Regions from separate parts of the Homo sapiens genome. Here region 2 is linked to region 1. A link is a loop called in an ENCODE intact Hi-C map of the cell type or tissue named here. Cell type or tissue: sigmoid colon. All regions are shown on one strand. Each heading gives the region's core, and the rest is flanking DNA. Links, peaks and the distances in the headings are about the cores only. Region 1 has its middle 90 kb from the start of OSBPL11. Region 2 has its middle 28 kb from the start of OSBPL11.

Evidence for each region. A loop is a pair of places that touch in the nucleus more often than their neighbours do. Peaks named below come from ENCODE experiments on the same cell type or tissue, not always from the same donor. Only the 100,000 strongest peaks of a DNase experiment are listed, where the experiment ranks them.
Region 2: a loop joins it to region 1, with 14 times the contacts of the local background. A loop is called at or near these places in 2 of 110 quality-filtered maps.

Annotation. Positions count from the first base shown.
Region 1 is chr3:125,677,852-125,693,515 of GRCh38, forward strand. It overlaps the pseudogene YTHDF3P1, the pseudogene LOC100419966 and the pseudogene MYLKP2. Among named protein-coding and RNA genes, the nearest start is that of OSBPL11, 90 kb to the left of the region's middle. In sigmoid colon, for the core only: a CTCF peak has its summit at 6,507 (motif pointing right); DNase peaks (open chromatin) are centred at 4,938, 5,780 and 6,550.
Region 2 is chr3:125,616,071-125,631,734 of GRCh38, forward strand. No RefSeq gene overlaps it. Among named protein-coding and RNA genes, the nearest start is that of OSBPL11, 28 kb to the left of the region's middle. In sigmoid colon, for the core only: no CTCF peak of the experiment used is centred there; DNase peaks (open chromatin) are centred at 6,053 and 6,521.

The sequences.
Region 1 (15,664 bases), core at 3,848-8,847:
CACACAGGTGGCCTATGCAACGCGGCCCCCAGCGGGTGTCACCCTCCTCCCTCGTCGGTTGCCTTCACCCACACCGGGGCATAGGGAATGGCGGGAGGCTGAGGCAGGAGAATTGCTTGAACCCGGGAGGTAGAGGTTGCCTTATATCAAATGGTGTAGTATTTGATATAACCTATGCACATCATCCTGTAACTTTAAATCATCTGTAGATTGCCAACAATACATAATACTATGTAAATGGTAAGTTACAGTTATATTGTATTGTTTAGGAAATAATAACAATAGAAAGTCTTTACATGTTCAGCACAGTTACAACCATCCTTTTTTCCCAAATAGTTTCAACCCAAGGTTAGTTGAATCTATGGATACAGAAACCATGGATGTGGAGGGCCAACTGTGTATACACATATACATACACATATACACATCCCACATTGCATGTCTGTATCAAAACATCTCATGTCCCCCATAAATTTATATACCTACTGTGTACCCACAAAACTTAAAAATAAAAAATTTTAAAAATAAAAAAAGAGAATTAAAAAAAAAGATACATTTGAAACAGTTCATTGAGGTCAAGGGCATTTTTTTTTTCTTGAGCTGGAGTCTCACTGTTGTTGTCCAGGCTGGAGTGCAATGGTGCGATCTCGGCTCATTGCAACCTCCGTCTCCCAGGTTCAAGGGATTCTCCTGCCCCAGCGTCCTGAGTAGCTGGGATTACCGGTGCCAGCCACCACGCCCAGCTAATTTTTTTGTAATTTTAGTAGAGACGGGGTTTTGTCATGTTCTCCAGGCTGGTCTCGAACTGCTGACCTCAGGTGATCCACCCACCTCGGCCTTCCGAAGTGTGGAATTACAGGCATGTGCCTCTGTGCCAGGTCAAGGGCATTTTTAAAGAGCTATTAAACTCTACTGCTGATTACTTGCTTCTTCCCTCAATACCATTAATAACCTCATAATTCAACATAGCTCTAGATGACCGCCTGCAGCTCATTATAAACCCATTAAAGAAAACCCATTCCATGGCAGAGCTTGCCTTTCAATGAGAACTGGCCCTTTTATATAAATACTCTATCTTCTGTATACTTTTTGGTAAAGTTTCAGAGGACTCTTTCTGTGAAAAGCTATCTCCACTAAATTTTTCCTAAATGTAATAATTATCGGTGAACATTGAAATAGCCACCACATCTGCTTCAATTGGTGTCATAAATGTATTTAATATGGTTGCTGCTTTGGCTTCCATTTTCAGGCCTGGCATAAGTTGTTTGAAATCCAGTGTGCCTCATCTCCTTTTGCCTAGTTACAACTTTGTCCACCTCTGTGGTTGTTTGCCATATACCCTGTTTGGTCTTCATCCCACTGACCCTAAACCCGACACTCTCCACAACTGCTGACCATGATAAAACCTAATGGTCAAGACCAGGGTCGTGGAAATAAGTTTATCTTCACATGTGTTTTCTGTAAGCCAGCCAATCTCCAACACCTTGCAGGAAAGCCCAAGGGATAATGCCCATGGACCTTGTTAAAGGATAGTCCTGAAGGTCCTTTCTCTCTTTCCCCACCTGCTGGTGGAGCTCTCTGTTACTTCTAGACTTCCCTCCTTTTGGCTTCTCAGTGAGCAGCAGTGACAGCAGGAACAATCCCTCGGCAAGGGCCACCTGTTGTGCACCCATGGGGAGACACTTGGGGAGAAGGTGGTGGCTCTCGGGTTGCAGTGAAGAATGTCAGCCACTAGCGTGGTTTAGAGACCTAACAAGCAGAGAAATAAAGTTTCAGTACAGAATGGTTGGATTCATCAAAAAGATGCTGTAAATGATGATTTGGAGCCACACAAGTAGCCAGACAAATCAGAGTGACAGCCCTCCATCCATGGTCAGAGCCATGCATGCCTGTCACTATGCCCCATCCTCTGAATTTCCATATTCCCCTGGTCCATGGGCCACAGGTTTACACTCGGGTATCAGGTAAATACCCAGGTCCCCAGTTGACACCAGGATCCAGGTGGACACCCAGGCTCCAGGTGAACATCAGGCCCCAGGTAGATGCTGGACTCCAGTAGACATCAGGCCCCAAGTAAACACCCATGATTCAGGGGAACAAAAGGCCCCAGGTGAACACCAGACTCTGGGTGGATATCAGACCCCAGGTGGAAACCAGGCCCTAGGTGGACACCTAAGTTCCGGGTTACATCAGGCCCCAAGTGAACACCAGGCCCTAGGTGGACATCAGGCTGTAGCTGGACACAAGGACCCAGGTGAACTTCAAGTCCCAGAAGAATATCAGGCCCCAGGTGGATGCCTAGGCCCCAGGTGTACGTCCGGCCCTAGATGGGCCCCAGGCCTCAGGTAGATACCTAGGCACCTGGTGAACATCAGGCCCCAGGTTGATACCCAGCCCCAGAAGGAAGCCCAGGCCCCAGCCACACATCAGGTTCCACATGGACACCCAGGCCCCAGGTGAATATCAGGACTCAGGTGAACACCAAGCCCCAGGTAGACATCAGGCACCAAGTGGACATTTGGCGCCAGGTGGACATCCCAAGAGGCACCTCAAGCCCCAGGATGATGCCCAGGCCCCGGGTACACACCAGACCCAAGAGAACTCCAGTCCCCATCTGAACATCTGGTCCTAGGTAGATATCGGGCCCCAGGTCAATACTAATTCCTAAGTGGATACCTACGCCCAAGTTTGACATCAGGCCCAAGGTGGATACCCTGTCACCAGGGGCCATCAGGCTCAAGGCAGATGCCAGGACTCTGGTGGACAATAGGCCCCAGGTGAACATCAGGCTTCAGGTGAACACCAGCCCCAGGCTGACACCATGAACTAGGTGGTCAACATTAGACCTCAAGCAGACAACCATGCCCCAGGTAAATACCCAGCCTCAATTTGACATAGGCCCAAGGAGGACACTGGACTGTAGGTGAACATCAAGCCCTCGGTTGACACTCATGCTCCAGGTAGACACAAGGCCCCATGTTCATACCTAGTCTGCAGATGTATGTCAGACCCCAGGTGGACACCAGGCCCAAGGTGTATACCAGTCCTGAGGTGGACATAAGGTCCCAGGTAGACATCAAGCTCCAGATTGACATCTGACACAAGGTGGACATCAGGCCCCAGATGGATACCCAGTCCCGAGGTGGACATCAGGGCCCGGGGTGATAAAAGGACGTCAGACCTGAAGTGGACACCTAGGCCCCAGGTCAATACCCAGGTCCCAAGTGGACACCAGGCACTAGATGGACATCGTGCCCAAGGTAGGCATCAGGCCCCAAGTGGATATCAAACCTAGCCCAGCTGGAGATGTGCATGACACATTGTTAGCCCTCAATGGATCTGAGCAAGCATGACAAGTCTCAGCGTCATGACAGCAGCAGCCCTGCTGAGGACAGGGCTCCCATCCCTACTGCCAGTGCTGCCTGGCCTGAGCCTCCCTGTGCTTCCTCCACAGGGCAGCCCATCCAGTATGCTCGCTCCACCTGCGAGGCCGGCGTGGCTGAGCTCCACATCCAGGATGCCCTGCCGGAGGACCATGGCACCTACACCTGCCTGGCTGAGAATGCCTTGGGGCAGGTGTCCTGTAGCGCCCGGGTCACCGTCCGTGGTAGGAGCCTCTGGTCACCCGAGTAGAAGCACCTTTCCTGCAGACACTTCTGCTTTGGAAGAAGGGCACATTTGTAGAAAATGGTATCATGAGCTAAAATCCAGGGAGCAGAGGTGCACATGGCACTACTCCACACCACTGGCAGCGGCAGGTGCCGTGACAGAGGAGTGGCTGCTGCAACCTCTTAGGGACAGAGGAGAGGGTCCTTAAAAAGTGCTGCACCTGCAGGTAGGAAGTGAGGGAGATGACCTCCAGGAGTTCACAGCGACAAGGGTGTCATCAGAGGTGGCCTTTTCCTCACCCCCTCTCTCCACTGGGGCCATGGAAAGGTATGGGGGAAAGAGATAGGGCTCCCTTAGCTCCAGAAGCTCCAGGTCTGGTCAGAAGAAAACCTCGCACACTACAAAAGGACTTGGGAGAGCACTCACGTATTCCCTGAGCAGTCAGTGGCCTCCCAGTGACCCCTTACATGCTGGGGGACCCTGGGTCACAGAGTGCACACTGAGGCTTCCAGAGGGTCACAGGTTGTCCCCTTTCTGCCCCCTTTCTACTCACGGGCCCAGGCTTGTTTTTACACATCAGCAGCCTGGTCTCCAGTAATCTGATTATCATGGTCATCCATTCATCAGCCAAGCACTTAGTCCCTGGGAATTGCAGGGAGCCACAGACTCAAGACAGATCTGTCTGGGCTGTGGTATCAGCAGGCCTGGTGACAGTTCCCACGGAAGTGCTTCTTGGGTCCAGGGCTTTCAGGTAAGCCTGATCCCACCATCACCCTGAGCCTACGCCCCCGGCTCCTGTGCATGACTGGGTCCTCTGGTGCTAGCACTGAGTGCAGCGTGACTGGTCTCCCATCAGACAAGCAGGAGGATACATCTCTCCATTCCCTGGGGCTCAGGCCTGTCAGGAACATCTCCGTGTTGTATGAGTAGCCACTGTCTGGGAGGCTGCAGGAGGAAGTTTCGCAGAAAAGGAAAGGGGAAGAAACATTTGTGGCTTACTGTGTTAAATACTTTCACCTCACCCGTATTCTCTCACTGAGACCTCAGTAGCCTAGGGGACAAGGATGCTGTCCTGATTTCAGATGGAAGGCTCTGGAAGTCTCAGGAAGTGAATGTAACTTGCCTAAGCACATCACACTAGTCTGCAAATCTGGACCCTGGAGCCCACAGCCTGTGACTTTCAAGTCTGCACTCATTCCTATGCCCTGACCTTTTTCAGAGGGCACGTCCCCTGGCCCAAAGGGGAAGACTGGCCACTGTGGGCTGGGCAGTGTCAGTCCCTTAGGGATGAAGGAACTGGCACTGATGGAGAATGTGGCCGAGCCTGGCTCCGTGAAGCTCTCTGCCAGGAGTGAGCATGCTCTCTGGGTGCTCTAACTGAAGAGATGCCTCAGCATAGAGTCGTTATTGGGAAACTGGTCCACCTCTTCCTTCCAGGAAACCTATCACACTGGGCTCAGAGCCCAACTCTGGCCTCTGGGAATTTGCAGCCAGATTCTGGTTTACAAACTTACTCATTTATCCTCATAGTTCTAACTTCATGACTCCCTGGGAGCCAGGTGGGGAGCTCAGGAAATTGTGATAATGAGATTTCAGAGGAAACCTGAACTGCTGAGAACCTTGTCTCTGAGGGTCAGGGAGCAGGACTCACCTTCCACCTGGGGGCTCTTCTTGGAGGCCAGCATGGCCAACCCGAGTCGAGTAAGGGGCAGCAAGAGTCAGAATGCTACACGTAGAGCCACATGGCTCAGCCCTCTGTTTTCTGAGACTCTCCCTCCACAGCCACAGCCAAGGGCTAATCCAATGTCTGTCCTGGCTTGCCTGTGTTTAGATTGGATTAGAGTGACCCAGCTGAGCTAAGAGTCCCCTGGAGGTGGGAGTCCCAGGCGAAAGATCAAGAACTCTTTAGGGCCATTCTCCTGACTCCTGGGCCTGTGGGGGCTGGGGCCTGAAGGATCACCACCCATCCACAAAAAAAAAAAAAAAAAAAAAAAGGCACAGAGAGGTCCCAGGCAAAAACTCTGCCAAGTAAGTTTGGATTTGTTCTGAGAAGAGGCCTGCATGAGAGAACCCCCTCCCAGTGTGGGGGATGTACTGGGCTATAAAGACCAGACAGGCTCAGATACCATAAATGGTGAACAAGGCTGAGAACGCAGCTGCACTCTCAGGCCCGGCAGCATTTGGGCTCTCTTGGCACAGGATTGGAGCAGGGTGAGCCTGGCAGAGTGACACCCCCTGGCATGGTGCCCTGAGACACTCGGGAGGCTCGGGGCTGCTCCCTGCACTGTCCTCCACTGTGGAGTTTTTCTGACTTGATTGGCAGCCCCGTTGGCTCTGGGTCCTTGGGGGACAGCCTGGGCTGGGAGAGATGATCACAGTGGAGGTGTTTGTTCCCTACTGCACTGATGGCTGCTTCACCCCTCCCTTAGCTGTCCAGGTCCAGCCCTCTCTTGCCCTTAGTGTGGCACCAGGCCATGGTGGGGAGCATGGATGTGGAGCCAGCGGCCTGGGTGTGAGTCCTGCTCTGCCACTTACTAGCCCTGCACCCTGGCATTTTAGCATTCCAGACCTCAGCTTCCTCTTGTGTGAAATGGAGATGCTGACAGTCACGGTACTGTGAGGATTAAGTGAATGAATGTGCAAAGTATCCCCAGAGCATAGGATAGCACATACCCTCCATAGGTATGTGCTGTGATTATGATTGTCCAGCAGAGCCCACCTTTAAACAAGATACAATCCTTACAAATGCCAAGACTGAGGAGGGGTTTTCCCAAAGGATCCACTTTGCTACAGTATTGTGTGTTTGTTTGGCCATCAGAAAATCAGAGGAGGGAGATGTCCAGCCAGACACAAGCGATGAACACACGCGCCTGCTTCCAAGGGCTCTGGCCACAAAGTGGCGCCATGGAGCAACGCGTGTCCCTCCAGTTGTCTTCTCTCAGGGGTGGTTGAGGGGCAGCTCTGCTGCAAGCAAGCTTATTCTGAGAGCTCAGCAGATACTGTGCCAAAGGCCAGATGCAGGGGCTCTTTCTCACCTCTCGCCTTTTGCCGATATTTTGCGATCATCGAGATTGCTGGTGCAGCCCTCAAATGCGATTTCTGCAGCCAGCCCTTCATGCTTTCTCTGCCTCCCCTCCTTAGTGACTCTCTTCTTCTCCAAATCCTGGAAACTCCCACAAATATCACTTTCTCTGGGAAGCCTACCCTAATCACCCCAGAATGCGTTCCCTGAACACCGTGTGCTTCTAGTATTACACTTACTTATCAACAAGTCTTTACTGCGCGCCTATACTGATCAGTGCCAGGCATTGTTCTGGGGAAATTGCAGTAGACAGGACAGCTGAGGGCCCTGCCTGCAGGGTGCTTACATTCTGATGGGGATGCCAGCAGCAATCAGCACCTGGCCTCATTTCAAATGCTGGCACGTGCTGTTAAGAACATGAGCAGGTCACAAAGGAATAATTATAAAGAGAAAAAGCCAGTGAGTGGGGTGTGTGAATCGAGGAGGGTGAGAGGGTGTATCTTTAGTGCTGTGAGGAAGCCTCAGAGGTGTCCATGGCCTGGGGAAAGAGAGCTCCAGGCAGGCAGCACAGCAAGTGCAAGGCCCTGAGTCAGGAGCAAGGTTGACTCATTTGAGGAGCAGCAAGATGGCAGCCTCTGTGGCTGCAGCAAAGTAGACGGGGCAGTGTGATAGAAAGTGAGTTCAGAATGCGGGGGCTCACCATGCCAGGCCTCTGGAGGTGAGGAGAAAACAATTTACTCCGTGAAAATTCACTCTTTTTACTCTACTTGCTTAATTATCTTCCTCTCCAGACTGTAAGCTCCCTGCAGGGAGGGACCATATTGTACTGTGTGTAGAGCCAGGCCTGCCTTGGGAGCATGCATTCCCTGAATGGATGAGAGCACAGAGGTTGCCGAACCTCCCCTGCAGTGCAGGGAGGCATTCCTTAGAATTCCTCGCTTTTCTGGGGGCTCAGTGCCCATTAGGGTGTGCAGGAAATCTGCAAATTAACTTCAAGAGTCCCTCAACATGGCTGGGTGCAGTGGCTCATGCCTGTAATCCCAGCACTTTGGGAGGCCAAAGCGGGTGGGTCGCTTGAGTCCAGGAGTTCAAGACCACCCTGGGCAACATGGCGACACACTGTCTCGACAAAAAACACAAAAATTAGCCAGGTGTGGTGGCCCATTCCTCTAGTCCTAGCTACTCAGGAGGCTGAGGCAGGAGGATTGCTTGAGCCTGTGAGGTCGAGACTGCAGTTGCAGTGAGCTGTGATCACACCACTGGACTCCAGCCTGGATGACAGAGCAAGACGCTGTCTCAAAAAAAAAAAAAAAAAAAAAAAGAGTCCCTCAACAAATATTCCTTCTTTCCCCAACACAGGCTAGGGAAAAAAAATTCCCAGATAGTTAACCAAGCAATGAATGTCTTTCCTCCTGACCCAGGATGAGTCTAAAAGATGATTAATTCAAATTCCTGCAGAGCCCAGGAAGATCTGAAATACACTATATATTTCACGCTATTTGGACTGAGTCATTGCTGGGGGCTTCTTTGGGCTAGAATATTTTAAGTTTATTTCCCACTGGAGTATCTCTGTCAAGGCTAAAATTCTTAAGTGTCTAGATTTATTAATAGCCTGCCAGTTGTGCCCATTTGACATAGTTTCTCAGCCTAACAGTTTGTTTATTTAACTGAAACCCTGGTGGGCCTGTTAAAGGCATCAAAGGACATAAAATGTGGGTAAGTTAAAAAGATGAAAAGATGATCTCTAGAATAGATAATAAAATATAACAAGCATATTTATTAGAGTATTTGTTTTGATGCAGAGCTTCTAATGAAGACAACAGGCACCAGTGAAGTCAGCGTTTGCTTGGCGATGAGTAGAGGCACAGTTTGTTTTCAGATTAATACCAGGCACTCTGCGGGGCAGCCTGGAGCCACCTCCTTTGTCTTCCCATGTTATGCACAGGTACTTTGGACACTATACAATCTGTGCAGTTGACATAAGGTATGGACCCCAACCGACTTCCTTAAGATTAAAAACGCTGACAACTTCTTAAATACTTACATTGACTACAGAAAAATATTTTGAAGAAGAATAAATACCAGTTTTAACTTGCCTTTTTTATATATATTAAGAAGCTTAGTTTATTCAAAACATCTGTCCACAAGCCTTTAAACTCTAAGAAGGTGTACACAAATAGCGTGTACACCTACTGTGATATTAAAAGTTATATTTCCATAGGGTATTGCAAATAACATCACAGTGGGTATATACCCACTGTGATATTTGAAGTAATATCTCCCTAAGATATGACAAAAAATATCAAAGTGTGGACCCCGTCTGTGACATCAAAAGTAACATCTCTGTGGATATTCTGAATAATATCACAGGGTGTACACAGCCTGTGACATTAGGAGTAGCATCCCCATAAGATATTCTGAGTAATATCACAGGGTGTACACCCCATGTGACATTAAGGGTAACATCTTCTTAGGATGTTACGAATGACATCACAGGGTGTACGCCCCCTGTGACTTTTAAAGTAACATCCCCCTAGAATATTACGAATAATATCATGGGTGTACACCCCGAGTGACATTAGGAGTAACATCTCCCTAGGATATTATGAAGAATATCACTGGGTGTACACCCTCTGTCATATTGGGAGTAACATCCTTCTATGATATATGAATAATATCACAAGGTGTACACACGCTGTGATATTCAGAGAGATATCTCCCTAGGATATAAGGTATCATATCACAGAATGTACACGCATGGTGTACACCCACTGTGATATTAGAAGCAATATCTCCCTATGATAGTATGAGAAATATCAAAGGGAGTACACTCTCTGTGATATTAGATGTAATGTTTACTATGGATATTACAAATAATATCACAGGGTGTACACACATGAGGTACACGCACTGTGGTATTATTCATATTGTCTTAGAGAGACAAAACTCTCTAATATAACACAGAGAGCTATAACTCTGTAATATCTCTGAGATATTACAAATAATATCACAGTGAATGTACACCCACTGTAGATTTACAGTAATATCTCCCTATAAGACTACAAATAGTATCAAAGGGTGTACACCCCCTGTGACCTTAGGAGTAACATCCTTCTGGATATCAGGAATAATATCATAAGGCATACCCACTCTGTGACATTTTGTACACCCTTTGTGACATTAAAAGTCACATCCCCCTCGTATATTACGAATAATATCAATGGCAGTTGACGCACACGGTGTACACATCCTGTTACATTAGGCGTAATCTTTTTCTGTGATTTATGAATAATATCATAGAAGGTGTACACATATGGTGTACACTCCAGGTGACATTAGGAGCAACATTCCCCCAAGATATTAGAAATAATATTACCAGGGTTGCATACACATGGTGTACTGTCCCTGTGACATTAGCAGCAACATTCCCCTAGAATATTACGAATAACATCAGAGGGGGAGTACACATATAATGTACGCACCTTGTAAAATTAGGAGTAGCATCTCCCTACAATGTTATGAATAATATCACAGAATGTGTACACACATGGCGTATACCCCATGTGATGTTAAGAGTTACATCCTCCTAGTATGTTAGGAATAATACCACAAAGGTGTTCGCACATGGTTAACATCATATGGAATGTTAGGATTAACATCCCTCAAGAATATTACAAACAACATCACAGGGGCTGTGCACACATGGTGCACATGCCCTGTGGTGTTAAGAGTACATTTCCCTGACACATTACGAGTAATATCACAGAGTATACACCTTCTGTGACATTTGGAGTAACTCCCCTAGGATAGTATGAATAATACCACAGGGTGTACATCCCCTGTGACCTGAGGAGTAACATCTTTCTAGGATATTGTGAATAATATCACAAGATGCACAGCCCCTGTGACACGAGGAGTAACATCCACCTAGGATATTATGAATAATATCACAGGGAGTACACCCCGTGTGACAGTAGAAGTAACCTCAGCCAAGGATATAAGGAACAAATACAGAGGCTGCACAAGTGTTGTGACATTAGCAGTAACATCCATTTAGGATATTACGAATATTATCACAGTGTGAATACCCCCTGTGATATTAGGAGTAACATCTCCCTACAATATTGGGAGCCATGTCATACGGTGTACACCCCCCATGACATTAGAGGTAACATTACCTTAGGATATTATGAATAATATTACAAGGTGTACAGCCCCTGTGATATTAGGAGTAACATTTCCATAAAATATTAGGAATAATATCACTGTTTGTACACTACGGGTGACATTAGGAGTAGCGGACCCCAAAACTATTATGAATAACTTCACAGGGTGTACACCCTCTGTGACATTGTGAGTAACTCCTTCCTACGATATTACTAATAAGATCAAGGGGTGTACACACCCTATGACCTTAAGATAACATCCCGTTAGGATATTTGAAATAATATCCCAGGGTGTACACCCCATGTGACATTGCGAGTAACAGCTTCCTAGGATATTATGAATAAGATCCCAGGGTTGACACACCCTGTGATTTTAAAAGTAAAATCCCCCTAGAATAGTACTAATAATAACACAGGGTATACACCCCTGTGATGCTAGGAGTAACATCCTCTCAGGATATTTCAAATAATATCAGAAGGTGTACACACACGGTGACATTAGTAGTAATATCCCGCTAGTGTGAATACTATCACAGGGTATACGCACCTGTGACTTTAGGAGTAATATCCCCCTGAAATATTCTGAATAATATCACAGGGCATACACCTCCTGTGACTTTAGGAGTATCATCCTGCTAAAGTACTAAGAATAATGCCCCAGGGGGTTAGCCTGTGTAATATCACAGGGTGTACACCCCCTGTGACATTAGGAGTACATCTTTCTAGAACATCATGAGTAATATCACAATGTGTACACCATTTGTGACATTAAAAGTAAAATCCCGCTAAGATATTCTGAATAATGTCACAGGGAGTACACCCCATGTGACATAGGAGGAATAACCCATGAGGATATAAGAAAGAGGGTGTACACATATTGTGACATTAGTAGTAACATCCCGCTAGGATGTTACAAATAATATCACAAGGTGTACACACCGGGTGACATTAATTTATATCACATTCCCCTAGAATATGACCCATAACATTACAGGGTGTAGAACACCTGTGATTTATGAGTAACATTTCTATAGAATATTACAAGTAGTATCCTTCGGTGTGCACTCCGTGTGACATTAGGAGTAACATCCCACGAAACTGTGATGAATAATTTCAAAAGGTGCACACCCTCTGTGACATTAAAAGTAACATCTCGCTAGGATATTATGAATAATATCACAGGGTATATACAGCCCCTGTGACATGAGGAGTAATGTCTCTTTAGGATATCACGAATAATATATCAAGATGTACGCACCCTGTGACATTAGGTGTAATATCCGTCTAGGAGACTGCAAATACTATCATAGTGAACACAACCCCTGTGACAATAGGAGTAACATCCCCGTAGGATGTTATGAATAATATCACAAGGTGCACACACATTGTGACTTCAGTGCTAATATCCCTCTCATATACTGTGAATAATATCACAGGGTGTACACCCCTGTGATATTACATTAGGAATAACATCTCCCTAAAATATTATGAATAATATCATAGGGGGTACACAGGCCTTTGGTTTAGGAGTAATATTCCCATAGGATATTACTAATAATATCACAGTGTGTACACTCACTGTGATATTAGGAGTACCATTTCCCAAGGATATTATGAATAATATCACAGTAGGTGTTCACACATGATGTGTACAACATGTGTGTACACCCAATGTGATAGTTGAAGTAATATGTCCCTGGGATCTTACGAATAATATCAAAAGGTGTACACCCTATGTGACATTAAGAGTAACATCCCTTTTGGAGATTCTGAATGTTATCACAGGGTGTGATATTAGGAGTGTGATATGAGGAGTAACCTCTTCCTAGGATAACCCGTGATAGTAGGAGTAACCTCTTCCTAGGATATTACGGATAACATCACAGGGTGTAAAACCCTGTGACTTTAAATGTAACACCCCCCTAGAATATTATGAATAATATAACAGGGTGTACACCCCCTGTGACATTAGGAGTAACATCTCCCTAGGATATTACAAATAATGTCACTGGGGGCACACCCTCTGTGATATTAGCAGCAACATCTTTCTAGGATATTATGAATTATATCACAGGGTGTAAACTCACTGTGATATTAGAAGGAATATCTCCCTAGGATATAAGCTATCATATCACAAGAATGTACACACATGGTGTACACCCACTGTGTTATTAGCAGCAATATCTCCCTATGATATTATGAAAAATATCACGGGGTGTACTCTCTGGTGGGTTACTAGAAGTAATGTTTACCATGAATATTACAAATAATATCACAAGGTGTACACACATGGGGTACACCCACTGTGATATTAGGAGTTATATCTCTCAAAGATATTACAAATAATATCCCAGTGGGGGTACCCCATGTGTGTACACCCACTGTGATATTTACAGTAACATCTCTCTATAAGATTACAAATAATATCGAGAGGGGACACCCCCTGTGACATTAGGAGAAACATCCACCGACAATATTGGGAACAATATCACACGGTGTACACCCCTGTAACGTTAGGAGTAACAACACCCTGAATATTGCTAATAATATCACAAGGTGTACACGCATTGTGACATTAGTAGTAATATCTTGCTAACATATTTTCAAGAATATCACAGAAGGAACACACCTGTGACTTTAAGAGTAACATTTCTCTAGAATAGTAAGAATAATATGATGGGGTGTACACCCCCTGTGACATTAGGAGTATCATCTCCCTGGAATATTACAAATAATGTCACAGGGGATTATCTAGTGTGACAATAGGAGTATACACCTCTGGGAAATTATGAATACTAACACAGGGTGTACACCCCTGTGACATTAGGAGAAACATCTTTCTAGAATATCACGAATAATATCACTATGTGTACACACACTGTGTCATTAAAAGTAAAATTGCCCTAGGATATTATGAAATAGAACACAGGGAGTACACCCCGTGTGACATTAGAAGTACATCCCCCGAGGACATAACGAATAATATCAGAGAATGCACCTGCCTTGGACATCAGTAGTAACATCTCTTCAGGATAACACGATAATATCAAAGGGTGTACACACATTGTGAAATTAGTAGTGAACTCCTGCTAGGATATTACGAATTTCATGACAGGGTCTACACGCCCTGTGACATTACTAGGAAGGTTTTCCCAGAATATTATGAAGAATATTAAAGGGTGTACAGGACCTGTGATTTATGAGTAACATTTTGATAGAATATTGCACGTAGTATCACTGTGTGTACACCCCGTATGACATTAGGGTAACATCCCACAAAACTATAACGAATAATTTCACAAGTTGTACACCCTCTGTGATATGAAAAGTAACATTTCCCTAGAATATGACGGTAATATCACAGCGTGTACAACCTCTGTGATATGAGAAGTGACATCTGATAAGGATAATGAGAGTAATTTGACAACGTGTACAAACCCTGTGACATAAGGAGTGACATCCCACTAGGATACTATGAACAATATCAAAAAGAATATACCCCGACTGACGATAAAAGTAACCTCCCCTTAGGAGATTAGGAATAACACCACAAGTTGTACACACATTGTGACACACTTATTAGTGTCCCGCTAGGCTATTGGAAATAATATCACAGTGCGTAGAGTCCTGTGACATCAGAATTAACATTCCACGCAATATTACGAATAACATCGCAGGGTGAATACTCCTGTGACTTTAGTAATGGCATTTTGCTAGAATATGGAAAATAATGTCCCAGGGTGTTAATCAAGTGTGGCAGAAGAGAAAAGACTCAAGGAGTAATAGAATAATATCTCCACCCCTCTCCCCCCCTGGATATTATGATCCACATCACAGGGGCCCAGCGCCCCCAGCGATGCGGGAAGTAATATCCCACCCCTCTCCCCCCCTGGATATTACGATCCACATCTCAGGGGTGCGGGCGCCCCCGCGATGCGGGGAGTAATATCCTCACCTCTCTGCTCCCCTGGATGTTGCGGTCCACGGTGGTCACACAGCGTGTTTACCTTATTGGCAGTAATATCTTCTCCTTCTCTGGAAATTACCATCTATATCACAGTCGGGGGTACATCCTCTGCACTATTTGCAATAATAGCATCCTCTTCCCCATGGATATTAAGAACAATATTACAGGACTGTTTTTACCCCCAGCGGCATTGGGTGTAGTATCATCCTCTCCCACGTTGAAATTAGGAACAATATAACTGGGGGCGTGTCCACCCCATGCCATATTGAAAGTAACATCTTCCGCTTCTCGCCTGGATCATGGGAACAATATGACTGGGGTGGTGTACACTTTCTGCGGTATTGGGAGTAATATCATCCTCTCCGCCTTGGAATATTAGGGACAATATCACAGGGGGGCTCTACACACCCGGCGCTATTAAGAAGAATATTGTCCTCTCCCGTCCTGCTTATTAGGAAAAATATCACAGAGTGGGTGTACACCTCCTGCGATATGGGGGGTAATATCCTCTTCTTCTTCTGGATAGTAGCAACAATATCACACGGGTTTGTACACTTTCTGTGATATTGGGAGTAATATCAACCTCTCGGCCTTTGAATATTGAGAACAATATCACAGAATGGATGTGCAACCCCTGCGATATTGGGAGTAATATCAGCCTCTCCTCCATGGATATTAGGAATAATATCCCAGGGTGGGTGTACACCTCCTGCTGTATGGGGAGTCATATCGTCCTCTCCCTTCCTGGCTATTAGGAACAATATCACAGGGTGGCTGTACACAACCTGCGATATTGGGGGTAATATCACCCTCTCCCCGTCCGGATATTAGGAACAATATCACAGAAGTTGTGTACACTTCCTGCGATACTGGGAGTAATAGCATTCTCTTCTTCCGTGA
Region 2 (15,664 bases), core at 3,863-8,862, 62 kb before region 1:
CTCAGGGAAATTTCTAGGGATCAGTGGTGTGGGCCTGTAGAGAATTTCCTTCTAAGGTAAGGGGTAAGTTGTTGCATTTGGCCCCTCCTACAGCCAAGAAAGGGGTACAACAACTAGTGGGCCTATTTGGATTTTGGAGGCAGCACATTCCTCATTCAGGTGTGTTACTCCGGCCCATTTACGTTTTTGCACTTGGGCCATATGACCCAGCAGATCCAATGATGCTTGAGGTGTCTGTGGCAGATAGGGATACTGTTTGGAGCCTTTGGCAGGCCCCCATAGGTGAATCATAGTGGAGACCTCCAGGACTTTGGAGCAAGGCCCTACCATCTTCTGCAGATAACTACTCTCTTTTTGAGAGACAGCTCTTGGCCTGTTACTGTGCCTTGGTAAAAACCAAACGTTTGATTGTGGGTCACCAAGTTACCATGTGACCTGAACTGCCTATGATGAACTGGGTCTTTTCTGACCCATCTAGCCATAAAGTTGGGCATGTACAGCAGCACTCCATCATCAAATAGAAGTGGTATATACATGACTGGGCTCGAGCAGGTCCTGAAGGCACAAACACATTACATGAGGAAGTGGCCTAAATGCCCATGGTCCCCACTTCTGCCACCCTGCCTTCTCTTACCCAGTCTGCACTGATGGCCTCATGGGGTGTTCCCTATGATCAGTTGACAGAGGAAGAGAAGACTAGGGCACAATATGCAGGCACCACCTGAAAGTGGACAGCTGCAGCACTGCAGCCCCTTTCTAGAACATCCCTGAAGGACAATGGTGAGGGGAAATCATCTCAGTGGACAGAACTTCGAGCAGTGCACCTGGTTGTGCACTTTGCATGGAAGAAGAAATGGCCAGATGTGCGATTATATACAGATTCATGGGCTGTAACCAGTGGTTTGGCTGGATGGTCAGGGACTTGGAAGAAGCACGATTGGAAAATGGTAACAAAGAAATGTGGGGAAGAGGTATGTGGATGAACCTGTCTGAGTGGTCAAAAACTGAGGATACTTGTATCCCATGTGAGTGCTCCTCAGCAGAGGAGGAGTTTAATAACCAAGTGGATAGGATGGCCCGTTCTGTGGACACCACTCAGCCTCTTTCCCTAGCCATCCCTGTCATCGCCCAATGGGCCCATGAACAAAGTGGCCATGGTAGCAGGGATGGAGGTTATTCATGGGCTCAGCAACAAGGACTTCCGCTTACCAAGGCTGACCTGGCTACGACCACTGCCAAGTGCCCAGTTTGCCAGCAGCAGAGACCAACACCGAGCCCTTGATATGGCACCCTTCCTCGGGGTGATCAGCCAGCTACCTGGTGGCAGGTAGATTATATTGGACCTCTTCCATCATGGAAAGGACAGCAGAGGTTTGTCTTCACTGCAATAGATACTTACTCTGGATATGGGTTTGCCTATCCTGCATGCAATGCTTCTGCCAAGACTGCCATCCGTGGACTCATGGAATGCCTTATCCACCATCATGGTATTCCAGTACAGCATTGCCTCTGACCAAGGCACTAACTTAATGGCTAAAGAAGTGCGGCAGTGGGCTCATGCTCGTGGAATTCACTGGTCTTACCGTGTTCCCCAACATCCTGAAGCAGCTGGATTGATAGAACAGTGGAATGGCCTTTTGAAGTCACAATTACAACACCGACTAGGTGATAATACTTTGCAGGACTGGGGCAAAGTTCTCCAGAAGGCTGTGTATGCTCTGAATCAGCATCCAATATAAATATGGTACTATTTCTCCCATAGCCAGTATTCACAGGTCCAGGAATCAAGGGGTGGAAGTGAAAGTGGCACCACTCACCATCACCCCTAGTGACCTGCTAGCAAAATTTTTGCTTTCTGTTCCCATGACATTTTGTTCTGCTGACCTAGAGGTCTTAGTTCCAGAGGGAGGAATGCTGCCACCAAGAGACACAACAATGATTCCATCAAACTGGAAGTTAAGATTGCCACCTGAACACTTTTGGCTCCTCCTTCCTCTAAGTCAACAGGCTAAGAAAGGAGTTACAGTGTTGGCTGGGGTGACTGACTATCAGGATGAAATCAGACTACTACCCCACAATGGAGGTAAGGAAGAGTATGCGTGGAATACAGGAGATCCCTTAGGGTGTCTCTTAGTATTACCATGCCCTGTGATTAAGGTCAACGGGAAAGTACAACAACCCAATCCAGGCAGGACTACAAATGGCTGACCCGTCAGGAATGAAGGTTTGGGTCCACCAGGCGAAAAAACATGACCAGCCGAGGGGCTTGTTGAAGGCAAAGGGAATACAGAATGGATATTAGAAGAAGGTAGTTATCAAGACCAACTATGATCACGTGACTGGTTGCAGAAAAAATGACTGTAATTGTCATGAATATTTCCTCCTTATTTTGTTAAGAATATGTTTGTGCATGTACACACCTTTACTAAGAAAATCTGTTTTATTTCCTTTCTTTTTCCTTTGTCATGTAACGTAAGATTTGTTGACTTTATATCAGCATTTAAGTGTTGCTACTTTATGTAATAATATTTAGGTTAAGGACGGGTGCGCTTCCGGCTGTACGAAGGATAGTTGCATTATGTTAGGCGTAATTATGACCTTATTGTATTTATTTGTAGATTAAGTATGATTTCAGGAGATGTGTGTGAATGCCAAGTTGACAAGCGGTGGGCTTGTGTTGGTTAATATTAGGTGTCAACTTGAGTAGATTGAAGGATCCTAGATGGCTGGTAAAGTATTGTTTCTGGGTTGTCTGTGAGGGTGTTGCCAGAGGAGATTGACATTTGTGTCGGTGGACTGGGAGAGGGAGACCCACCCTCAGTGTCGATGGGCACCATACAATCTGCTGCCAGTGTGGCTAGAATGAAGCAGGTGAAGAAGGTGGGATAAGCTTTGTCTGCTGAGTCTTCTGGCTGCCTCCTTTCTCCCATGCTGGATGTTTGCCTCCACTCCTCCTGCCCTTGGACATCAGACTCCAGGTTCTTTGGACTTTGGACTCTGGGACTTGCACCAGTGGCTTGTAAGGGGCTCTCGGGCCTTCAGCCACAGGCTGAAGGCTGCACTGTTGGCTTCCCTCATTTTGAGGCTTTTGGACTCAGACTGAGCCACTTACCGGCTTCTCCCCCAGACTGCAGATGTCCTATTGTGCCCTTCGCCTTGTAATCGTGTGAGCCAATTCTCCCTAATAAACTACTTTTCATATATGCATATATCCTATTAGTTCTGTCCGTCTGGAGAACCTTGACTAATACAGATGCTTTATCTGCAAATGTATGTGAATTTGCCTCAGAAGTGATTGCTTAAGCTGCAAAGCACTGACCCTTCTGTGCCCCTCAATACTGCTAGTACAGTACCTGAAGTGCACTTACAATTAGTCCTCTACCGCCCCACTGGAAAGTAAGCCCCATGGGGCAGGTAGGCTTCTTTTTTCTATAACAGTTGATACATAGAAAAGAATATGTATAAAACATATGTCAGAGTTATGGAGCATTGCACTATTTCTTGTCCTCCTATCATCAGTGCCTAAAAAATTCATGGTATGATAAACATATGTTGAATAAATGAATGATTCTTCTGTGAATAAGTGAACCATAAAGACCAGCATCTGCCAGATAAAATATCCATCAGTTGGGATGGGCACAGTGGCTCACACCTGTAATCCCAGTACTTTGGGAGGCTGAGGCGGGTGGGTCACTTGAGGCCAGGGCTTTGAGACCAGCCTGGCCAACATGGCAAAACCCTGTCTCTACAAAAAATACAAAAATAATAGCTGGCCATGGTGGTGCATGCCTGTAGTTCAAGCTACTTGGGAGGCTGAGGCACAAGAATTACTTGCACCTGGGAGGTGGAGGTTGCAGTTGGCCAAGATTGTGCCGCTGCACTCCAGCCTGGGTGACAGAGACTCTGTCTCAAAACAAAAACAAAAACAAAAAACAAAACAAAACAAAAAACCCATCAATTGTCAGGTAGATAAAGATATCATTCCAAGGTGAACTGAATGTTCCTCCTAAATATATGAGAACCAAATGTTCTCTTCTTATCTACCTTTCTACCTTTTGGAAGTTCAGTAGTGTGGCTCTTTCATATGGCTATGTGGTGGAGACAACAAGGTGTGATTGAAAAACCAGGGACTGGCTGGGTGCGGTGGCTCACGCCTGTAATCCCAGCACTTTGGGAGGCCGAGGTGGGTGGATCACCTGAGGTCAGGAGTTCGAGACCAGCCTGGCCAATATGGCAAAACCATGTCTCTACTAAAAACACAAAAATTAGCTGGACATAGTGGTGCACACCTGTAATCCCAGCTACTCAGGAGGCTGAGGCAGGAGAATTGCTTGAACTGGGAGATGGAGGTTGCGGCGAGCCGAGATCATGCCACTGCACTCCAGCCTGGGTGACAGAGTGAGACTTCCATCTCAAAAAAAAAAAAAAAAAAAAAAGACCATGGACTAGAGCAGGTTTGTCCAACCTGTGGCCCACGGGCCACATGCAGCCTAGGATGGTTTTGAATGTGGCCCAACACAAATTCATAAACTTTCTTAAAACATTGAGTTTTTTTGTGATTTTTTTTTTTTAAAGCTCATCAGCTATCAGGAGTGTTAGTGTATTTTGTGTGGCCTGAGACAATTCTTCCAGTGTGGCCCAGGAAAGCCAAAAGATCGGACACCACTGGTCTAGAGTCAGATGATCCTAAAATGGCTTCACCATCTAATAGTTGCATGACCTTGGGCTAACTATATATCATCCCAAAGACTCAGTTCTCCTATCTATTAAATGTGGATAATACTACTTACCTGCTGCAGTTATAGGGAATGAACATGGATTAATTTCTGATGTTAGTTACTTTCTCACCTTGTTTCAGGTAAAGAAACCTGGTGTGAATATTTCTAGATAGAATGCATTGAAGCCCTGCTATTGATGGCATACTGGAAAGTTGCTTAAAAGCTGTCTGCACAAAGGGTTCCCATTTGCCTGCAGGTTTCTGCTTTCCTCTGGAACTCATGCTTCCTATGAACATTTCCTCCTTGTTCAGTTGCACTTTTCCTTAGTGGCTTTATGTTGCCTTTTTTTTTTTTCTTTAGGCAGAGTCTCACTCTGTTGCCCAGGCTGGAGTGCAGTGGCACGATCTTGGTTCACTGCAAACTCTGCCTTCTGAGCTTAAGTGATTCTCCATCTCAGCCTCCCAAGTTTCTGGGATTACAGGCACCTGCCACCATGCCTGGCTAATTTTTGTATTTTTAGTAGAGATGGAGTTTCAACATGTTGGCCAGGCTGGTCTCAAACTCCTGACTTCAAGTGATCCACCTGCCTTGGCTTCCCAAAGTGCCGGGATTAAAGGCGTGAGCCACCGCACCCGGCCTTTATATTGCTTTTTAGCATCTGTGGCAGATAATTCCTCCATGGCATCATGGAGTTTTGTCTTTCACATATTCTTGATGAATCACTTTCATTTTCTCCTTGACTTGATCCTAGAGACATATCAATACTCAACTATGACTCTCTCCTAAGCAGTAAAAGCAAGAAAAAAGGGCCGGGCGCTGTGGCTCATGCCTATAATTCCAGCATTTTGGGAGGCCAAGGCAGGTGGATCACTTGAGGTCAGGAGTTTGAGTCCAGCCTGGCCAACATGGTGAAACCCCATCTCTACTAAAAATACAAAATGAGCTGGGTGTGGTGGTGGGAGCCTGTAGTCCCAGCTACTGCAGAGGCTGAGACAAGAGAATTGCTTGAACCTGGGAGGTGGAGGCTGCAGTGAGCCGAGATCGTTCCACTGCCCTCCAGCCTGGGCAAGACAGAGCAAGACTCCATCTAAACAAATAAGAAGTAAATAATGAAATAAAATAAAAATTTAAATTTATAGAAAAGAAATAAAGAGGTGGGGCCTGGTGGCTCATACCTGTTATCTTAGCACTTTGGGAGGCTGAGGCCGGCCGATCACTTGAGGCCAGGAGATTGAGACTACCATGGCCAACATGGTGAAACCTTATCTCTACTAAAAATACAAAAATTAGCTGGGTGTGGTGGCACCCGGCTGAGGCAGGAGAATTGCTTGAACCCGGGAGGTGGAGGTTACAGTGAGCCAAGAACACACCGCTTGCACTCCAGCTTCGGTGACACAGTGAGACTCTGTCTCAAAAAAAAAAAAAAAAAAAGTGAAAAGGGATTCTGTGTGGGGTGATATCTCACAGTTTATAGTAATGGTCTGCTACAGCTGTGTGTTCTCTTCTGAAGTACCTGCCATAGTTCTAGCAGTTCTATTTGGTTCTTTACAAGTAGTCCCCACTTCTGGAATAGCCTATGTATTAAAGAGTGTTTACAAAGCCAGTCATTTGAAACTCCCAATGCCAGTTCCCACAGAAATGAGGTTACCACTGGTCATCGGGTTCTCAGGGCAGCCTACGAAAGTCCATCTAATCCAGAATGTTGCCAATCTGCTGCACGAGGTGTACTGTTGCTACTCCCAGTAACTGCACGAGCTTGATTCTGAAAGGGAGACAGAGAGGGTACTTTGTGTTCCAACTCTGGGTGCCAGGGACACAGCCCTCCCCTGCTCCCTACTTGGCTGGACGGGCAGCTGGGGTGAGGGGCTGTTCCAGGAAGGGTGCTGGGGAGAAGGGCACATAATGTTTGAGCAGCAGAACCAGAAGTTTGATTCTCTGTCTCATGACATCTTTCCAGTCCGTTCACTCTCAGGCATTTTGAATAATAACTAATAGGAATACTAATGACATTCTTATAGTGTTTTATAGCTTACAAATGACATGTCTTCATGTCTCCTCCCACAGCTAGTTGTCTATACAGTTCTCCCTTAATATCCATGAGGGCTTGGTTCCAGGACTCCTCTCCCCCTCAGATACCCAAATCCATGATTGCTCAAGTCGCTGATATAAAATGGCGTTGTATTTGCATATATCCTATGCACATCCTCCAATATATTTCATTAGATTTTTTTCTTGAGATAGGGTCTCACTATGTTGCCCAGGCTGGTCTTGAACTCCTGAGCTTAAGCGATTCTCCTGCCTCAGCCTCCCAAGTATCTGGAATTATAGGCCTATGCCACAGTGCCCAACTCTCCAATATACTTTATTTTACATATATATATTAGAGACACTAGAGTACAGTGGCATGATCTCGGCTCACTGTAGCCTCTACCTCCAGGGCTCAAATGATCCTCCTATCTCAGCCCCCCAATAGCTGGGACCATAGGTGCATGCCACCATGCCTGGCTAATTTTTTTTTTTTTGTAGTGACAGGGTTTCACCATGTTGCCCAGGCTGGTCTCAAACTCCTAAGCCCAGACAATCTGCCCGCCTCAAACTCCCAAAGTGCTGCGATTATAGGCGTGAGCATATCTGGCCTCCCATAGAGTTATTTATTTATTTAGAGACAGAGTCTCACTCTGTTGCCCAGGCTGGAGTGCAGTGATGTGATCTCAGCTCACTGCAACCTCCGCCTCCCAGGTTCAAGCGATTCTTGTGCCTCAGCCTTCTGAGTAGCTAGGATTACAGGCACACACCAACACACCCTGGTGATATTTTTAGTAGAGATGGGGTTTCACCCTGTTGGCCAGGCTCGTCTCGAACTCCTGACCTCAGATGATCTGCCTGCCTTGGCCTCCTAAAGTCCTGGGATTACAGGTGTGAACCACTGTGCCTGGCCTGGCCTCCCATCTACTTTAAATCATCTCTTGATTACTCATCATATCTAATACAATACAATGTAAATGCTATGTAAATAGTTGTTATACTGTATTGTTTTAAAAATCTGTATCATTTGTTATTGTTGTATTGTTATTTTTTATCGTTTGGGTTTTTTTTTCAAATACTATATTTTCAATCTGCAGTTGGTGGAATCTCAGATGCAGATACAGAGGACCAGCTGTATTTTATTTATTTAACAAACACTTCGTAATGCTTAAGAGGTACCAGGCACTCTTTTAAAAGGGTTACCAATGTCAGCCTGTTTACTATGGCTCATTAATAAGTTTGACTTCTTTTCTTTTTAAATTTTTAAACCTGTGCCTCAATCTCTGTAGAATCACTTTAGAAATGGATAGTGGGGCAGGTACAGTGCCTCACACCTGTAATCCTCACACTTCGGGAGGCTGAGGTGGGAGGATCACTTGAGCCCAGGGGTTCTAGACCAGCCTGAGCAACAACAACAACAACAACAAAAATTAGCCGGGCATGGTGGCACATGCCTGTAGTCCCAGCTGCAGAGGAAGCTGAGGCAGGAGGATTGCTTGAGCCCAGGAGGTCAAGGCTGCAATGAGCTAGGATCGCGCCACTGAACTCCAGCCTGGGTGACAGAGTGACAGCCTCTCTCAAAAATAAAAAAATAAAAAAAAAAGAAAGAAATGAAATGGATTGTGAACTTTAATAATGTTCCCCACTGTATATTGTTTAGTCAGAAAGATCTAAACTACTTAGTCAAGTGATCTCTAACTCCATTTCTGGTATCTGATAAGACATTTTCAAGAGTCAGATTCTTTGCCAAATAGTTTAAATATGATGTCAGCCTTTATATTCACAAACTCAGTAGGTCTTTCCACCGTTGCCTTTTTTTTTTTTTTTTTGAGACAAAGTCTCACTCTTGTCTCCCAGGCTGGAGTGCAATGGCGTGATCTCCACCTCCGGGTTCAAGCAATTCTCCTGGCTCAGTCTCCCAAGTAGCTGGGACTACAGGTGCGTACCACCATGCCCAGCTAATTTGTGTATTTTAAGTAGAGACAGGGTTTCACCATGTTGGCCAGGCTGTTCTCGAACTCCTGACCTCAGGTGATCTGCCCACCTCAGCCTCCCAAAGTGCTGGGATTACAGACATGAGCCACCGCGCCTGGCCACCATTGCCTTTTTTAAGACAAAAATATAAACTGACCAGGCATAATGGTTCACACCTGGGAGCATGATGGCTCCCAGTACTTTGTGAGGCTGAGGCAGGAGGATTGCTTGAGGCCAGAAGTTCAAGACCTCAGCCTGGGCACCATAGCAAGACCCAGTCTTTATAAAATACAAAAAAATTAACCAGGCACAGTGGCACATGCCTGTAGTAGTTCTAGCTACTCAGGAGGCTGAGGCAGGAGGATTCCTTAAACCCAGGAGTTCAAGGTGGCAGTGAGCTATGATTGTGACACTGCATTCCAGCCTGGGCAACAGAGTGAGACCCTATGTGTTCAAAACAAAACAAGACACACACACACACACACACACACACACACACACACTCTAGACAGACCCAAAGCCTTAGTCAGTGGGGTCTGTCTCTGAGTCCAGCAGTTCTGTGTGCCTTAGCACCTAGAAAAGCTTTGAGCAGTAGCTTCATGGTTACCAGGATGGGCTCTGAAAATAGACTTCCTGGCTTTGAATTCTGGCTTTCCCTCTTTCTTTCTTTCTTCTTCTTCTTCTTCTTTTTTTTTTAGAGCCTCACTCTGTCACCCAGGCTGGAGTGAAGTGGCAGGATCTTGGCTCACTGCAACCTCTGCCTCCCGGGTTCAAGCAATTCTCCTGCCTCAAGCTCCTGAGTAGCTGGGATTACAGGCACCTGCCAACAAAGCCAGCTAATTTTTGTATTTTTAGTAGAGACGCGGTTTTGCCATGTTGGCCAGGCTGGTCTCGAACTCCTGACCTCAGGTGATCCGCCCTCCTCGGCCTCCCAAAGTGCTAGGATTACAGGTGTGAGCCACTGAACCCGGCTGGCTCTCCCTCTTTCTATTTTGTGATCTTTAGCTAGTTACTTACCCTGTCTATGCCTCAGTTTTCTCATCCGTAAAATGAGGATAGTTATAAAGCAGGCACAGCGTCTTACTGGCATCCATCTCCCCAGCTCTTAGCACAGTGCCTGGCCCAAGGTAGGCAGGAAGTATGAGTTGAACTAACTGTCCAGAGTCTTGCCCCTTGAGGATGGACCCTCTATCTTCTGGGTTTCGGCAGCCACCTTTGGTTTACAAACCTCCAGTCCTAAATGAGACTTGAGGGGGCTCATGTGTCCAGATGTTAAAACTTTCTATGGATTCCACCCGTATTTCAAGGGCAAATTTAGAGTCAGAAAGATACTAATATAGTATGTTGATTTGATTTTACTCAAGTCATTACAATGAAACAACAGCCAGTTTATTCAGACTGCTCTCTTTCCCTCTGCTATGCCTGCTTACCCTTCCTGCACTCCCAATTACAAGGGCAAATGGATATCTACAGGGTGGAAAATAAAAAGGATTGATGGGTGAGAATTTAGAAATAGCATCCTATCTCTGGAACATAATCAGTCTGAGACCATTGATTCTGTTTCATTTTTATTTCCTGATTTAGAGAGTGGTGGAAGTCTGGAGTGTTTATTGTTCCGAGAGAGTCTGAGTGAAAGGATCCTTTGACTTGGTTTTATATGCAAACTTTGCTGACTTACTTAGGCATAGCCAGGCAGAATGTGCTCTGGAGACCTTGCCCTTGAGAGGGTTGTTTTTTGGACTGAAACACAATCTAATATGCATCCCCAGAAGGAGCCACCTTGCGGTTACCATCTTCTTTCAACCTAAGACCTGGAGCATGAGAGACTGGCTGAATGCTTTTCGATGATGATGAAAGCAGGAGGCTGGAGCAGATAACTTCTTTTTTAAATTTTTATTATTTATTTATTTATTTATTTTTATTTTTCCATAAGTTATTGGGGTAGAGATGATATTTGGTTACATGAGTAAGTTCTTTAGTGGTGATTTGTGAGATTTTGGTGCACCCATCACCCGAGCAGTGTACACTTCATCATATTTGTTGTGTTTTATTCCTCATCCCCCTGCCGTTCTTCCCTCCAAGTCCCCAAAGTCTATTGTATCATTTTTTTTTTTGAGACAGAGTCTCACTCTCTTGCCCAGGTTGGAGTACAGTAGTGTGATCTCGGCTCACTGCAACATCTGCCTCCTGGATTCAGACCATTCTCCCTCCTCCGCCTTCTGAGTAGCTGGGACTATAGAAGCCTGCCACTATGCCCGGCTAATTTTTGTATTTTTAGTAGAGACAAGGTTTCACCATGTTGGCCAGGCTGGTATTGTATCATTCTTATGCCTTTGCATCCTCATAGCTTAGCTCTCACCTATCAGTGAGAACATATGATGTTTGGTTTTCCATTCCTGAGTTACTTCACTTAGAATAATAGCCTCCAGTCCCATCCAGGTCACTGCAAATGCTGTTAATTCATTTATGGCTGAGTAGTATTCCATCATATATATATATGTGTGTGTGTGTGTGTGTATGTGTGTATACACACATACACACACACACACACACACACACACACACATATCTCGCAGTTTCTTTAACCGTTCGTTGATTGATGGGCAATTGGGTTGGTTCCACGATTTTGCAATTGTGAATTGTGCTGCTATAAACATGTGTGTGCAAGTATCTTTTTCGAATAATGACTTCTTTTCCTCTGGGTAGATACCCAGTAGTGGCATTGCTGGATCAAATGGTAGTTCTACTTTTAGTTCTTTAAGGAATCTCCACACTGTTTTCCATAGTGGCTGTAATAGTTTATACGCCCACCAGCAGTGTGGAAGTGTACACAGATCACTGCATCCACGCCAAGATCTACTGATTTTTGATTTTTTGGTCATGACCAGTCTTGCAGAAGTAAGATGGTATCGCATTGTGGTTTTGATTTGCATTTCCCTGATCATTAGTGATGTTGAGCATTTTTTGACATTTGTTGGCCATTTGTATATCTTCTTTTGAGAACTGTCTATTCATGTACTTAGCCCACTTTTTGATCGGATTGTTTTTTTTTCTTACTGATTCATTTGAGTTTGTTGTAGATTCTGGATATTACTCCTTTGTCAGATGTATAGATCGTGAAGATTTTCTCCCACTCTGTGGGTTGTCTGTTTACTCTGATGACTCTTCCTTTTGCCATGCAAAAGCTCTTTAAGTCCCAAATATTTATCTTTGTTTTTATTGCACTTGCTTTTGGGTTCTTGATCATGAAATACTTGCCTAAGCCAATGTCTAGAAGAGTTTTCCCAATGTTATCTCCTAGAATTTTTATAGTTTCAGGTCTTAGATTTAAGTCCTTAATCCATCTTGAATTGATTTTTGTATAAGGTGGGAGATGAGGATCCAGCTTCATTCTCCTACATGTGGCTATTACGGCATTTGTATGAGACCACCTGAGCAGGCTTAGTGTGAGCAACAAGGCTGTTTATTCACTGGGTGCAAGTGGGTTGAGTCTGAGAAAGGAGTCAGCAAAGGTGGTGGGATTATCATTGGTTCTTATAGGTTTGGGATGGGTGGTGGAGTTAGGAGCAATTTTTTGCTGGCAGGGGATGGATGTTACAAAGTACATTCTCAAGGTTGGGGAGGATGTTACAAAGTACATTCACAAGGGCGGGGAGGATGTATTATCCCAAGAGTCGGGAGGAATATTACAAGGTACATTCACAAGGTGGGGGGCAGGGGGGAATATCACAAAGTACATTATCACAAGGACGGGGGAATGTCATGATGGCTTGACCATGGTGCGGCCAGTTCAGAGGACCTTACAGTGGCTAGTCAATTTTCCCAGCACCATTTGTTGAAAAGGGTGTCCTTTCCCACTTCGTTTTCATTTGCTTTGTTGAAGATCAGTTAGCTGTAAGGATTTGGGTTTATTTCTGGGTTCTTAATTCTGTTCCATTGGTCTTTGTGCCTATTTTTATACCATGCTGTTTTGGTGACTATCCCCTTATAGTATAGTGTGAAATCAGGTAGTGTGATACTTCCAGATTTGTTCTTTTTGCTTAGTCTTGCTTTGGCTATGCAGGCTCTTTTTTTGGTTCCATATGAATTTTATAATTTTTTTTTCTAATTCTGTGAAGAATGATGGTATTTTGATGGGGATTGCATTGAATTTGTAGATTACGTTTGGCAGTATAATTATTCTCACAATATTGATTCTACCCATCCATGAACATGGGATGTGTTTCCATTTGTTTGTGTCATCTGTGATTTTTTTTTAGCAGTGTTTTGTAGTTTTCCTTGTAGAGGTCTTTTGCCTCCTTGGTTAGGTATATTCCTAAGTGTTTTATTTTTTTTTTTTTGCAGCTATTTTAAAAGGGGTTGAGTTTTTTATTTGATTCTCTGCTTGGTCGCTGTTGGTGTATAGATGACCTACTGATTTGTGTACATTAATCTTGTATCTAGAAACTTTGCTGAATTCTTTCATCAGTTCTAGGAGCTTTCTGGAGGTGTCCTTAGGGTTTTCAAGGTAAATTATCATATCATCAGCAAACAGTGACAGTTTGACTTCCTCTTTACCAATTTGGGTGCTCTTTATTTCTTTCTCTTGTCTGATTGCTCTGGCTAGGACTTCCAGTACTATGTTGAAGAGGAGTGGTAAGAGTGGGCATCCTTGTCTCGTTCCTGTTCCCAAAGGGAATGCTTTCAACTTTTCCTCATTCAGTATTATGTTGGCTGTGGGTTTGTCATAGATGGCTTTTATTACATTGAGGTATGTCCCTTGTATGCCGATTATTGAGAATTTTAATCATAAAGGATGTTGGATTTTGTTGAATGCTTTTTCTGCATCTATTGAGATGCTCATGTGATTTTTGTTTTTAATTCTGTTTATGGGGTGTATCACATTTATTGACTTGCATATGTTAAACCATCCCTGCATCCCTGGTATAAAACCCACTTGATCATGGAGGGTTTCATACCAGGGATGAATATGATATGTTGTTGAAGTTGATTAGCTAGTATTTTTAAAATATCAATTTAGCTTTGATATGTTCTTGGATTTGGTTAACTAGTATTTTGTTAAGGATTTTAGCATCTATGTTTCCTCAAGGATATCAGTCTGTAGTTTTCTTTTTTGGTTATGTCCTTTACTGGTTTTGGTATTAGGGTGATGCTGGCTTCATAGAATGAATTAGGGAGGGCTCCTTCTTTCTCTATCTTGTGGAATAGTGTCAAAGTATTGGTACCAATTCTTTTTTGAATGTCTGGTATAATTCTGCTGTGAATCCATCTGGTCCTGGACTTTTTTTTTGTTGGTAATTTTTAAATGACCATTTCAATCTCACTGCTTGTTATTGGTCTGTTCAGGGTTATCTAATTCTTCCTGATTTAAGCTAGGAGGGTTGTATTTTTCCAGAAATTTATGCATCTCTTCTAGATTTTCTAGTTTATGTGCATAAAGATGTTCATAGTAGCCTTGAATGATCTTTTGTATTTCAGTGGTGTCAGTTGTAATGTCTCCTGTTTTGTTTCTTAATGAGGTTATTTGGATTTTATCTCTTCTTTTTTTGGTTAATCTTGCTAATGGTCTATCAATTCTATTTATCTTTTCCAATAACCAGCTTTTTGTTTCATTTATCTTTTGTATTTTTTTGTTTGTTTGTTTCAATTCCATTTAGTTCTGCTCTGCTCTTGCTTATTTACTTTCTTCTGCTAGGTTTGCATTTGGTTTGCTCTTCTTTCTCTAGTTCCTTGAGGTGTGACCTTAGAATGTCAGTTTGTGTTCTTTCAGTCTTTTTGATGTAGGCGTTTAGGGCTATGCACTCTCCTCTTAGCACTGCCTTTGCTGTATCCCAGAGGTTTTGATAGGTTGTGTCATTACTGTCATTCAGTTCAAATAATTTTTAAATTTCCACCTTGATTTCGTTTTTGAGATAACTTCTTGAATCCTCTTTTAGCTCTTAAAAAATTATCGGTCATCTCCTATTAGCCAGGTGCCACGCTAAATGCTTTTATATACATTATCTCATTTTATTCTCATGCCAGTCTTAGGGAGGAGGTATCATTACCTTATCGCGCACATAAAGAAAGCTTAGACTCCAGAAGGTTAAGTGATTTGACAAGGTCACACAGGTCCCAAGCAGTTAAATCTCATTCATTTAATAAACATTTATTTTTGGGGACAGTGGCTCCTGCCTATCATCCCAGATACCCTGGAGGTCAAGGTGGGAGGATTGCTTGAGGCCAGAAGTTTGGAATCAGCCTAGGCAAGATAGTAAGACTCTGTCTCTTAAAAAATTTTAAAAATGGCCAGGTGCAGCGGCTCACGCCTGTAATCCCAACACTTTGGGAGGCTGAGGTGGGCGGATCACAAGGTCAGGAATTTGAGACCAGCCTGGCCAACATGGCGAAACCCCGTCTCTACTAAAAATACAAAAATTAGCCAGGCGTAGTGGTGAGTGCCTGTAGTCCCAGTTACTCAGAAGGCTGAGGCAGGAGAATCGCTTGAACCCGGGAGGCAGAGGTTGTGGTGAGCCAAGATTGCACCATTGCACTCCAGCCTGGGCGACAGTGTGAGACTCCATCTCAAAACAAAAAAACCACCCAAAAACAAAACAAAACAAAAATTATCCAGGTGTAGTGGCTTGCGCCTGTAGTCCCAGCTACTCGGGAGGCTGAGGCAGGAGGATCACTTGAGCCCAGGAGCTGGAGGCTACAATGAGCTATGATAGTGCCACTGCACTTCAGCCTGGGAGATACAGCAAGACCCCATCTCTGAAAATGAATAAATAAATAAACATTTATTGAGCCTCTAGTATGTGCCAGGTACTGGAATAAGCACTAGAAATAATGAAATGTATGAGAAGTAGCTCTGTACTCAAAGGCTCATGGTCTAAAGACAAACATGGACCACTAAACAGATTTCATAATTTGATTTGGTAAATGAGAGATAATTGTAAGGAAAAACA